Regions from separate parts of the Homo sapiens genome. Here region 1 is linked to region 2. A link is an interaction called in ENCODE POLR2A ChIA-PET data of the cell type or tissue named here. Cell type or tissue: PC-9. All regions are shown on one strand. Links, peaks and the distances in the headings refer to the core of each region. The heading gives the core; the rest is flanking DNA.

Region 1 (5,388 bases), core at 51-5,050, 210 kb before region 2:
GAATTAATCTCAGCCTTAGGCGTTTAAGGAATTCTCTTTAGAGTTTTTTGCTTTCTTGTACTGGTTCACTTTTAATCTAAATTAAACTTAACTTCAGTCTGTGTGGTTACCTGTTTTCAACTTGAGCTTCACAGTTACATTTTCTCATTCAGCTGCCTTCATTTCAAGGGTCATGATATGCACTTAATTCTTAACACTCTCCTTTAACTAGACATGATTTCTTGGGATTTGGCTTCAATTTTTAATGCAGTTTCTTGTTGGATCATCCCTACAGTTTATTGCTTGTGCTATCTAATCCCTTTGTCTATGAAGGCATTACTACTGAATTGCCAGGGTCTTTCCTATTCAGGGCCTATGTATCTTTTTCCTATTCATCTAGCATGCCTAAATTGGTTGAAGCCATTCAGATACCTAGAGGCCCTACAGAATAAGGTGACCTTTTAAAGACATAACTGGATAAGGGGAGAGGGATAGGAATAAAAAGGCTTAGGATTTGTGGCTGTAGGTTAGTTAGTACTAGTTATTGTTTGGGGAAGGAACAAAGAGATATATATTGGGGTAAATATTGTATGTGTGTCTACCTTATTTCGGAGTCACTAAGGAAAATATGAAGGAAATCCTTTCTGGTACCTTATTTTGATACCATAGTCCATCGGTGGCATCTGGTATCATGAACAGCACATCATATGTTGCCACAAGCTGAAAAATATTTCATAATAACTTCAATTTACATGTTGCTATATACTTTGAATACTTAAAAATCTCTTATTTCCTACAGAATCCTTATCATATCCCCATTTTATAGATAAAATAATTTGACTGTAAATGACTTGTTTAGATTCACATAGCTTTGTGGAAGAATCAATCTAAAACAATCTAAATCTTAAGGAACACCCTTGACCCTGGCCTGCAGTCACCAGTGACACACAGTTTGTTTTGATAGCTGTCTTCTGGTGAAGAATGTTTACACTTTAGTACAATTACTAAGCCATTGCTTATAATGCTAGGAGAATCTAGGAGCTGAGAGCATAGTCTACAAGAAATTCATACCTCTCTAAAGTGAATACCTAATTCTTCTATTCTTGGTTGAAATCCTTACTGATTTTAAAATTTGGTATGGTTGTATGTCTGCCAGCCATCCTTCTCTCCCCTGTCACTTAGTGTCTTTTTTGGATAGTGCCTTTTTTTTTTCCTCCAGGCTAAACAAAGATAGATTCAGTTACTTATCTTCTCTCTCACATGGAAATCTTGGCAGATTTTTAGAGGTGGGATCCAAGAGGTGGCTCTGGGAGAGACATGAAAATTTGAGAAACAAACATTGTTTAGGTAGATGTAAAGAAGCTTCTGTGCTTGAGTAAATTTTTTTTTTTTTTTTTTGCCAACGACACACATGTCAAGAACCAGGTCGCAAATCTGTTTTTGCTGTGGTTTGAAAAATGCAATCAGATTTGAAAAACATGCAATATGGCTTATTACTTCATTGAATTTCTTTTTTAGTCTCCGTGTTTCTCTCTGCCATTTATGTTCTGACCATTGCTTTTTGTCCTTTTTCTGATTTTGTCTTTTTTCTTTTCTGTTTTTATATACTTCCAACCACCACTTTCCAAACACTTTTTCCTTATCTGACCATAACTACTTAAATGACCATAGAACTTACATGATACTTTAGTTGCTGCATTTGTGAAACAGGATGTCACATTTCCTATTTACAATTTAGTAGAATTACTTTTTACCCAATATGAGTCCCACTTTTTTTTTTTTTTTTTTTTGAGATGGAGTCTCGCTCTGTCACCCAGGCTAGAGTGGAGTGGCGTGATCTCTGTTCACTGCCAGCTCCGCCTCCCGTGTTCACACTATTTTCCTGCCTCAGCCTCCCGAGAAGCTGGGACTACAGGCACCCGCCACCACGCCTGGCTAATTTTTTGTGTTTTTAGTAGAGACAGGGTTTCACCGTGTTAGCCAGGATGGTCTCGTTATCCTGACCTCGTGATCCGCCCGCCTCGGCCTCCCAAAGTGCTAGGATTACAGGCGTGAGCCACCGTGCCCAGCCCCACATTTTTTTTAATCCTTTTGGTCAGTGGCTCATGGTAAAAAATATGTCTCCACCTTTGGTATAAGTGTTAGTGTAAGTTTCAGCCTAAGCTACTAAAACTATATATATATATATATATATATATATATATACTATATATATATATATATATATACACCCTACACACTGGTATATATAAACATAAAAATAATATAGTATAGTTTCTGTAGAATGATAAATATTTACCTGTAGTTTTGAATTGATATTAACAAAGTTTATATTTACAAATAACATCCACGTTTAAAAATGGCACTGAGACCCTTCATTTACAGTCAGTAAAAAGTAAGTTCTTTACCCAGTCTGGAGGCTTCATGATAAAGTTTTTGTATGTGGTCTTAGTAAAGTTTGAGTTTGAAGTGGAGTTCAAATAGGAAGTTGTAAATAAATGTCCAGATCAAAGGAAAAGGGGAAAAAAGTTTGGGCTATCAATATATTAGAAAATTTTGGAGCCACTTTTATGGCTTATTATTATACAAGTATATGCTTATATACATGTGTGTATATGTGTAGATGTACACACTTAAGAAAATGGCCATGAGCAAGCAGTTTGGTTTTTGAGTTAGGAAAGTGAGACAAAGTACTGCTGGGTGGATTTGCCATTCCCAGCTCCCATAGCAAGCCATAAGGTCAGCCCACTTTGAAAAATAGTAGATCAACTCAGTCTCTTGGCTTTTGGCTAAGATTTTCTGTGAAAACATTTTCACAGTGTAAATCAGTGAAAAAATGGGATTCACTTACTAGAAATACATTTACATTTAGGTTAGAATGCCTCTATTTAGGATTAAGACATACCCAATACTGAAAATAAGTGTTATTCAGCATTTTTACAGTCAATAGTAATTGTCATTGAATACATGTTTTAAATGATAATCTCATTTTGCCACACATAGTTTAGTCTCTTATTTGTGCATTATGTATTGGCTTTATTATCTTACAAAGTAGCTATCCATTTGGGCGACATACAAATGTCTGTGAAGGTCTGAGTCTTATTTTTTTAAGTGCTGATTATTTTCTGAAGGACTTTCACGGTTAAAGTTAATGGAGTTTAAACATAACATCACGTTGTGTATGTGAATCTTTTGGGTGCCCCGAACAATGTCTCATACTCCAGGAGATAACAGAGCACATACTTTATTCCATCAACTGAAGTGAAAGTATTCAAAACCAAATTTACAAATGACAGTATACCAGCTGTTATTGGATGCCTTTTTATATAAAGGAATTTCCTAATTTACTTGTTTTACTTTTGCTGTCTTTTCCAGATTTTTTTGTTTTTTCTGTGATTTTTTTATATATTTTTATATTATTCATCATGTTGTATCCAGTTGCCTCTGTTGACCAGGTTCTTCAGGTAAGACTTAAGCACATCATTTGTTTGGGGAAAAAGACTAACCTGTATACATTTCTTTTTTTCCAGGATCTCTTCTTTTTGTGTATTCTAAGATGCTGTTATATTAACCCAAAGATACTCTACAGAGAATAAAGAACCTAATGAAAATAGCAGCTTTTCTTAGCTATACCTGTTTAATCTCTGCTTCTGGTGCCGTTTTCATTTGTCTGCAAACAAATTAAATAGCCCTTGGTCTTTAAAAACATAAAAAAACGTTGATCCTGGTACCTGTTACTCCTCTCTTCTCTACCAGTCTACTTCTTGAGTAGTCTACACATGCTCCCTTTTGTGTTTTGGCCATTTAGTTCTTCAATTCTTTTCATTAAAAACTTTCTGAGTAATGAAATACTTGTTTTTCATACAAAAGAATATGCACACATATTTAAGTTGTTAGCCATAATTAAAAAATAGTAAAGAGATAACACCCTGAGTGTATCATCCAACCTGAAAAAATGAACATTACCTGAGCACAAGTCAGTGACAAAAGAAAACAAAAAAAAGGTAACGTTACCAATCAATAAGGCACTCTCATGTACCTGTTTTGATGATTTTCCCTGTCATTCCCTGTTTCATTATATACTTACCATATATGTTTGCAGTCATAAAAGATAGTTTTGTGTGCTCTTGAACTTCATGAAAATGTTATCTTGTTCCCTTTTTTCTGTGACTTGCATTCTCCCATCAACATTGTTTGTTGATACATTATTTTATTTTCATTGCTGTATAGTATACAATTGTAGGAATATATTAAATTCATTTCTCCATCCTCTGTTGGTAAATAATTACTGAACATATTGCTGCTATGAACATATTTTTACATGTCTTTCAGTGTATGGGGGTAAGTAATAGTGTATGAAAGAGTGGAGTAGGAGTGGTTTATCCCAGGTACAAGCAGTGAGAGAGTGGTGCGATGCTGTAGAGAATTTGCAAACAGTGATTAAGCCCAGTAGAAGTCCATCTGCTTTTTAAATATTGCCATGTGCTGGTAATTCCAGACACTTCCAGTGGTAATATACTCCTTCCACTACTACCCTTGGCAAACCATTAGGGACAAAAGTTTCCTCTGCTGTATTCTGGTATCATGATGAGCATGTACTCTTCAGCTACCACGTGCCAAGTTGTTTTCCAAAGTGATTGTATCAATCATCCATCAGTGTTTGACATCCTGTTGTTTCACATCATTGCCAACACTTGGTCTTGTCCAGTGGGTGTAAAATGTTATATCATGATGGTTTTACTTTGCTCATTAACTTTACTAATGGAGTTGAGCATTTTTTCATGTGTTTAATGGCCATTTTTATTTTCTCTGTGAACTGCCTATTCATGCCTTTGGCCAATTTTTTCTAGGATGTTGTCTTTTTTAAAAATTTTTAGGATGTTGTCTTTTTTTTAAAACTTAGTTTTCAGAGTTCTTAATGTATTATATTTGACTGTATAGTGATAAATATCTTCTCCCAGTTTGTGGCTTGTCTTTTTACTTTGTTTATAATATCTCTTTTTAAAAAACAAACTTATAGTCTGACATGGCAAATTTATTAATTTCTTTCTTTATTTGTTCCTCGTGTCTCAGTTTGGCGGACTTGTCCATCTCAAAGTTATAAAGATACTCTCACATTTAGTCTTTAATCCATCTGGAATTAATTTTATGTATAGCTTTTGAATAGGGATCAAATTTCTTTTTCTTTTTTTCTCTTACGCATACCCATTTGTTTCAGCAATTGCTTATTGAAGTTTGTCTTTGCCACTGATATTCAGTGATACCTTTGTCTTATATCAGTTTCCTTCCTTCCTTCCTTCATTCCTTCTTTCCTTCCTCCCCCGCCTCCCCTCTCCTCCCTCCCTCCCTCCCTCCCTTCCTTCCTTCCTTCCTTCCTTCCTTCCGTCCGTCCGTCTGTCTGTCACCCAC
Region 2 (5,388 bases), core at 69-5,068:
CCTTTCACAGCTGCATCCACTCAAGACATTGCCCCTCCCCTCACCTGTGAACTTCCTTAACCTCTTGCTCCACCTCTCAACGACCCACAGAAGGGTCAGAGCATCCCAGGTATGCTTCAATTATGACTTGGCCTGACAGCCTCCCAAGGACGTTGTTAACCCTTTGACAACAAACACAATGTCTTACTTTGCAATCAAATTCATCAATGACTTTTGAATTTGAGTTTCTGTGTTTACCAAAGTTACACATCCACATAATTTGGAGAGTCAAATAGTCCACAAATGTTGTCCCTAATATGCTTGTGTTTCTGTTTTGATTTTTTAGTTTTAAGCATTAAATCTTGAATTCCCACCATGAAAGATGAGTTTAGCTTTTTCTTCTTGTGCCGTGGCCTCCCCTCATATACACACTCTTTCACTCCATATCCTCCCACTGTTATTATATACTAGTATCGCTTGTTCATCATTCTTTGTTTCCATATGAAAATATAAACTAGGTTTATAACTGTGCCCTGAAGTACAGTGTGATTGCCTTTACTTTCCTGGAGTTAGTAACTGTCTTATTTTTCCATTTGTTTTGTTTTTTATTATTGTTGGTTTTTGTTTGTTTGTTTTGAAATGGAGTCTTACTATGTTGCCCAGGCTGGAGTGCAGTGGCTTGATTTCGGCTCACTGCAACCTCTGCCTCCTGGGTTCAAGCAATTCTCCTGCCTCAGCCTCCCTAGTAACTGGGATTACAGGTGCCCACCCCCATGCCTGGCTAATTTTTGTATTTTTAATAGAGGTGGGGTTCCACCAAGTTGGCCAGGTTGGTTTTGAACTCCTGGCCTCAAGTGATCCACCCACCTCAGCCTCCCAAAGTGCTGAGATTACAGGCGTGAGTCCATTTGTTTTGTTTTCATTGTATTAAGTAATAATAAAGGTTCAAACTCTGCCAAAGTTCTAAATCTCCTCCTTGGTGATGTAGATGATCAGGTCTCCTATCGAATTTGTCTTTCTGCTGAAGCCTGTCCCAGGGCTGCGCCCTGCAGCATGTGGGCCAGCTGCCCTCCCTATGCACTGGGCATGTAGCCTTCCTCTGGAGAACCCTGCAGCCTCCCAGGCATTGCCTTCACCATCCTTCTGTGTTGGAGCTCCTGGCTTCCAAAGCCCTCGCCTTCCTCCTTCTTGGTTTACCTTCTTATTTGTGAGGAGCTCATTTTCCAGTAATGTCACAAGAAAGGGGCATATGGCCTTGTTTTTAAAATCTGGGTATCCCCAGCATGCTCAACAGATGTTTGCTAAATTAATGAAAGAATAAAAGCAGAAAGGACAACAAGGAAACATCAGCAGAGATAGATGGCATGATCACACATTGAGATTAAAAGGAAACAACACATTCTGATAATCTGATGTTTAGATAATTGACCTAAGCTTTTAATTTATGATTGACATCAGCAATAATAAAAGTTCATGAGAACACCTGGATTTAGAGAACTCATCTTTTCAAATGGCAGTCTGGCATAGGAAAGAATATCGGCCGTGAATGAGTTATTTAACCTTGCTGTGTCTTGGCTTCTTTGTTCATAAAAATAGGAATGCTAGCCGGGCACGGTGGCTCACGGCTGTAATTCTAGCACTTTGGGAAGCCAAGGCGGACGGATCACAAGGTCAGGAGTTCGAGACCAGCCTGGCCAACATGGTGAATCTCCGTCTCTACTAAAAATGCAAAAATTTGCCGGGCATGGTGGTGGGCACCTGTAATCCCAGCTACTCAGGAGACTGAGGCAGGAGAATCGCTTGAACCTGGAGGCAGAGGTTGCAGTGAGCTGTGATCGCGCCATTGCACTCCAGCCTGCGTGACAGGGAGACTCTCATCTTAAAAAAAAAAAAAATAGGGATGATAAGGTCTACTTATCAGGAAAACTGTTGCACTGGGTAAGAACTAAGGGTGGCTGAGCCCTTTCACAAGTCATCTTATGAAAATGACATTTAAATGGAATCAATTATATGCAAAATGGCACAGAGTTTAGCCTTTTGTAGCACTTGACAAATGGGATTGACTTCCCTTCTTTCTCCGCTTAAGAGTGCAGGACCTCTGAATTGCCAACTGTAACAGTTATTGATTATGTTGAAAAGGGTTATAAAAAGCTTAGTTTGGGATTCAGATGTGGTAGTGTGATAGTGGTGAGATGCCTTGTTTTAATCTTGACTCTCACCGTGATTTGTTATGTGTCCTCGGGCAAGTATCCTTCCTTTCTGAGCCTCTGGGCTTTCTTTGGGAAAATGCGGGGCTGGGCGGCTGGGGACTGAGGTCTGACTCTGTCAGGCTGTACCTTATTCTGTGAGTTGCCCTTCCAGAACCCAACAGACTCCACCCAGCTGCTGTGAGCACGGTTTGCCTTCAAAGTAGATGCTATCTCTGTCCCTGGCACCGGCCTTCTTAAGGCCCGGGGGCCCGAGGTTGACATCCTGTGAGGTCGCCTGGGAAGAAGCCCACATTACATTCTTCTGCAATGTAATGCAAAACAGATCCGGCCTAGGCTCCAGCCAGCACCAGGGAAGTGGACTTCATTGTAAAAGCCACCTTGTCAGCGTCAGGCCTGGGTGATTAATGACTCTTTAATCTCACAGCAGAATACCTGACAAAATACGCCTGGGCCAAAAAGGCAGAACAAACCTAATTAGCCTAGTTGACCCACTCACAAGGTGTGGGTTGCTAAGGATCCCAACAGCTTCGAAAGGAAGCCTCTCCCTGCCTGTCCCTTTTAGGTCTGTGAAAGAATCAAGTGGTCACAATGGGGAAGGGACTCCATTAAAAGGAGGGGGCTGGCCAATGAATAAACATGCAGGTTACCGTGTTGATATTTCGCTGAATGCTGTTCTGAAGTGGGGTGTTTGGGGCCTCGGAGGCCGGCGCCCCTGTATTGTGCTGGGGGAGGGACTGGCCATTTGAAGTCAAGGTGAGGACATACTGGGGCAGATGGAACCTGCTTTGTTTGTGAAAGAGTTTTTCTGCTATTTATGCTAATGAGTGGGAAACACTTCTAGAGCATTTCAGATGATTCTGTAATGAGGCCCGGCAGAATGTGCCAACATTGTTGGCCCAGGACAATTTCAAACTCCCACTCGCCACATTAGCAGCCCTTCTTTACATGAAGGCCCTTGGAGGGTGAAAGAGGACAATGCAGGAAGAGTGAAAACATCACAAAGAGGGGCTTTTGTTTCGCCTTCCTTTGAACCCTCTCAAAAGCCCAGTTTCAAGGGGTGTGTTGGGCCTGCCTTTCAACGTTACTGAACCCAGAATCCCCTGTTGTTTAGCAACATAGAAAGCTGACCTTAATTGACTCCACTTCTGAGCAGGCTTTGTAAATCACTCTGCCCCGGAGTGGAATTTCCTGATGGTGTCCGTGTGTGATATATAACGTTTGTACACAGGATACCAACGTGCCAATGCAATATACATGCCTTCATGTGTGCACAGTGATTTACAGCTTACAGCTCACTTTTACATGCATTCTCTCACAAGGACCCTACCTCTGGGTTAGGAATCATTATTCCCATTTTACCGATAAGAGAATTGAGACTCAGAGAAGTTAGGTGGCCTGCCCAGAGTCACCCATCAAGAAGGAATCAGAGCTGTGTCTGGAAGTTAGGTTTCCCTGACGCTCTGTTTCACTGCAGTTGTTCCAGGGGTTGTATTAAATAGACTGTGTAAATGTGTATTCGAGAGAGATGTCTTGAGCAATTAGTTTCTTTAAAGCATTGTTTTGTGGGTAAAGAAGAACATCGCTAGGTTATAACAACATTTTGGATTTCCCCTTTAATTTCTGGTCATAATAGCATTTTCTTGACAAGACTGCTTCCACTGCACTCTAGCTGTGCCTGGAGGATTTCTACTGTCCCCTTTCCCTTCCTTCCTCATCCTCAAGTCACGCAGCTATAGGCACGAGGCTCTCAGGTAGGGCAGTGCTGGGAGTTCCAGCTTCCCTCTGGGATTATGCTTCACGGAGCCTCATCAATTCTAGGGATATTGTGAGGAAGGTGCTCCACCCTGGAATTCGTCTAGAAGTTCAGCCTGGGGCCTGAGAGACACATCTGTACTCTTAAAGCCTCTAGACTAGGAATACTCTGTGCTGACTTTGCCATGTGACCGTGAAGTTCTGTTATAGAGGACTCTATGCTGAGAAGGGTCACGTGCTTGGCTTAATGCTCTTCTGTCACTGTCTTGACATTCTTGATAATTTCATCTTTGAACTTCTTTTTTGTAAGTGAAGCCCAGTGAGACAGTGGAGGAGAGGGGTCATGCCACTGCAGTTCCTCGCTATGCCATTCATACAGAGCATTCTCCATGCTCAGGAGTCCAGGAGTCCAGTGGGCCCATGATGCCCAGGAGCTCGTCGAGACTCAGGGAGGTAAGCACACTCTGCCCACACCTGAGTAAGCGGGCCCCTAGGGCCCTTAGAAGCCATGCACTCCTTGCAAACCAGTACAAAAGAATACAAAAGAGCCAGGCGCGGTGGCTCATGCCTGTAATCCCAGCACTTTGGGAGGCTGAGATGGGTGGATCGCCTGAGGTCAGGAGTTTGAGACCAGCCTGGCCAACATAGTGAAACCCCATCTCTACTAAAAATACAAAAAGTTAGCTGGGTGTGGTGGTGGGCGCCTGTAATCCCAGCTACTTGAGAGGCTGAGGCAGGAGAATCACTTGAACCCAGGAGGTGGGGGTTGCAATGAGCCGAGATCACACCATTGCACTCCAGCCTGGGCAACAAGAGCAAAACTCTGTCTCAAAAACAAAACAAAACAAAAAAAAAGATTACAAAAAAAGACAGTGGCAGTCTAAGAAAAACACAATTGACCAAATAATCCCATCATATCCTTTCTTACTCACCTTATGTCCTTGTGTTAGCAAAACAGATCCATTGAAAATGACACGAGAAGGAACGAGAGAGCAAGGATGATCCATAGCTCCCTGCCCTTTCATTCAGCCTCATCATAAGCCAAAGGTACAGAGGGCTGGGAAATGTGTGTGTATTACCAAGAGAAATGAAAACAGCGGGGTTAGTTTTGTATAGCACTTTCACTGTTCTGGTAAGAATATATATATATACATGTATACACACATACATACATACATATATAGGCTACAAAATAAAAATTCTGCAATTTTGGTGATTCTGCGTAGGAGTTAAATGTTCTTATATTTGCATTTAAAACTGGCACTATTCAAATTAAAGAGGAATTGTAAAACTCATGCTAATAATTTAAAATGTGAATTTTTCTTTACTTAGGAAGACACTAAATAGTAAATAAAATCCACAAATTATATAGCTAACCCTGTTTCTGGCAGAAGACCTATTGAAATGCGTATCATATGTTTGAAAAAAATTCTGTGATCACAGATCT

Evidence for each region. ChIA-PET counts read pairs that join two places held together with the same protein. Peaks named below come from ENCODE experiments on the same cell type or tissue, not always from the same donor. Only the 100,000 strongest peaks of a DNase experiment are listed, where the experiment ranks them.
Region 1: POLR2A ChIA-PET joins it to region 2 with 8 read pairs; 1 of 35 experiments calls an interaction of 5 or more read pairs at or near these places.

Annotation. Positions count from the first base shown.
Region 1 is chr3:194,417,934-194,423,321 of GRCh38, reverse strand. It overlaps ATP13A3 (ATPase 13A3), which reads left to right. Exons shown (of 34, transcript NM_001367549.1): 31 at 3,355-3,443. Among named protein-coding and RNA genes, the nearest start is that of GP5, 21 kb to the right of the region's middle. In PC-9, for the core only: no CTCF peak of the experiment used is centred there; no DNase peak of the experiment used is centred there; H3K27ac peaks cover 588 bases.
Region 2 is chr3:194,210,214-194,215,601 of GRCh38, reverse strand. The region is part of intron 1 of LINC02036 (long intergenic non-protein coding RNA 2036); the gene reads left to right. Among named protein-coding and RNA genes, the nearest start is that of LINC02037, 35 kb to the left of the region's middle. RefSeq lists enhancers at 557-1,360, 2,167-2,972, 2,973-3,778, 1,934-4,031 and a silencer at 3,068-3,362. In PC-9, for the core only: no CTCF peak of the experiment used is centred there; a DNase peak (open chromatin) is centred at 2,501; H3K27ac peaks cover 1,848 bases.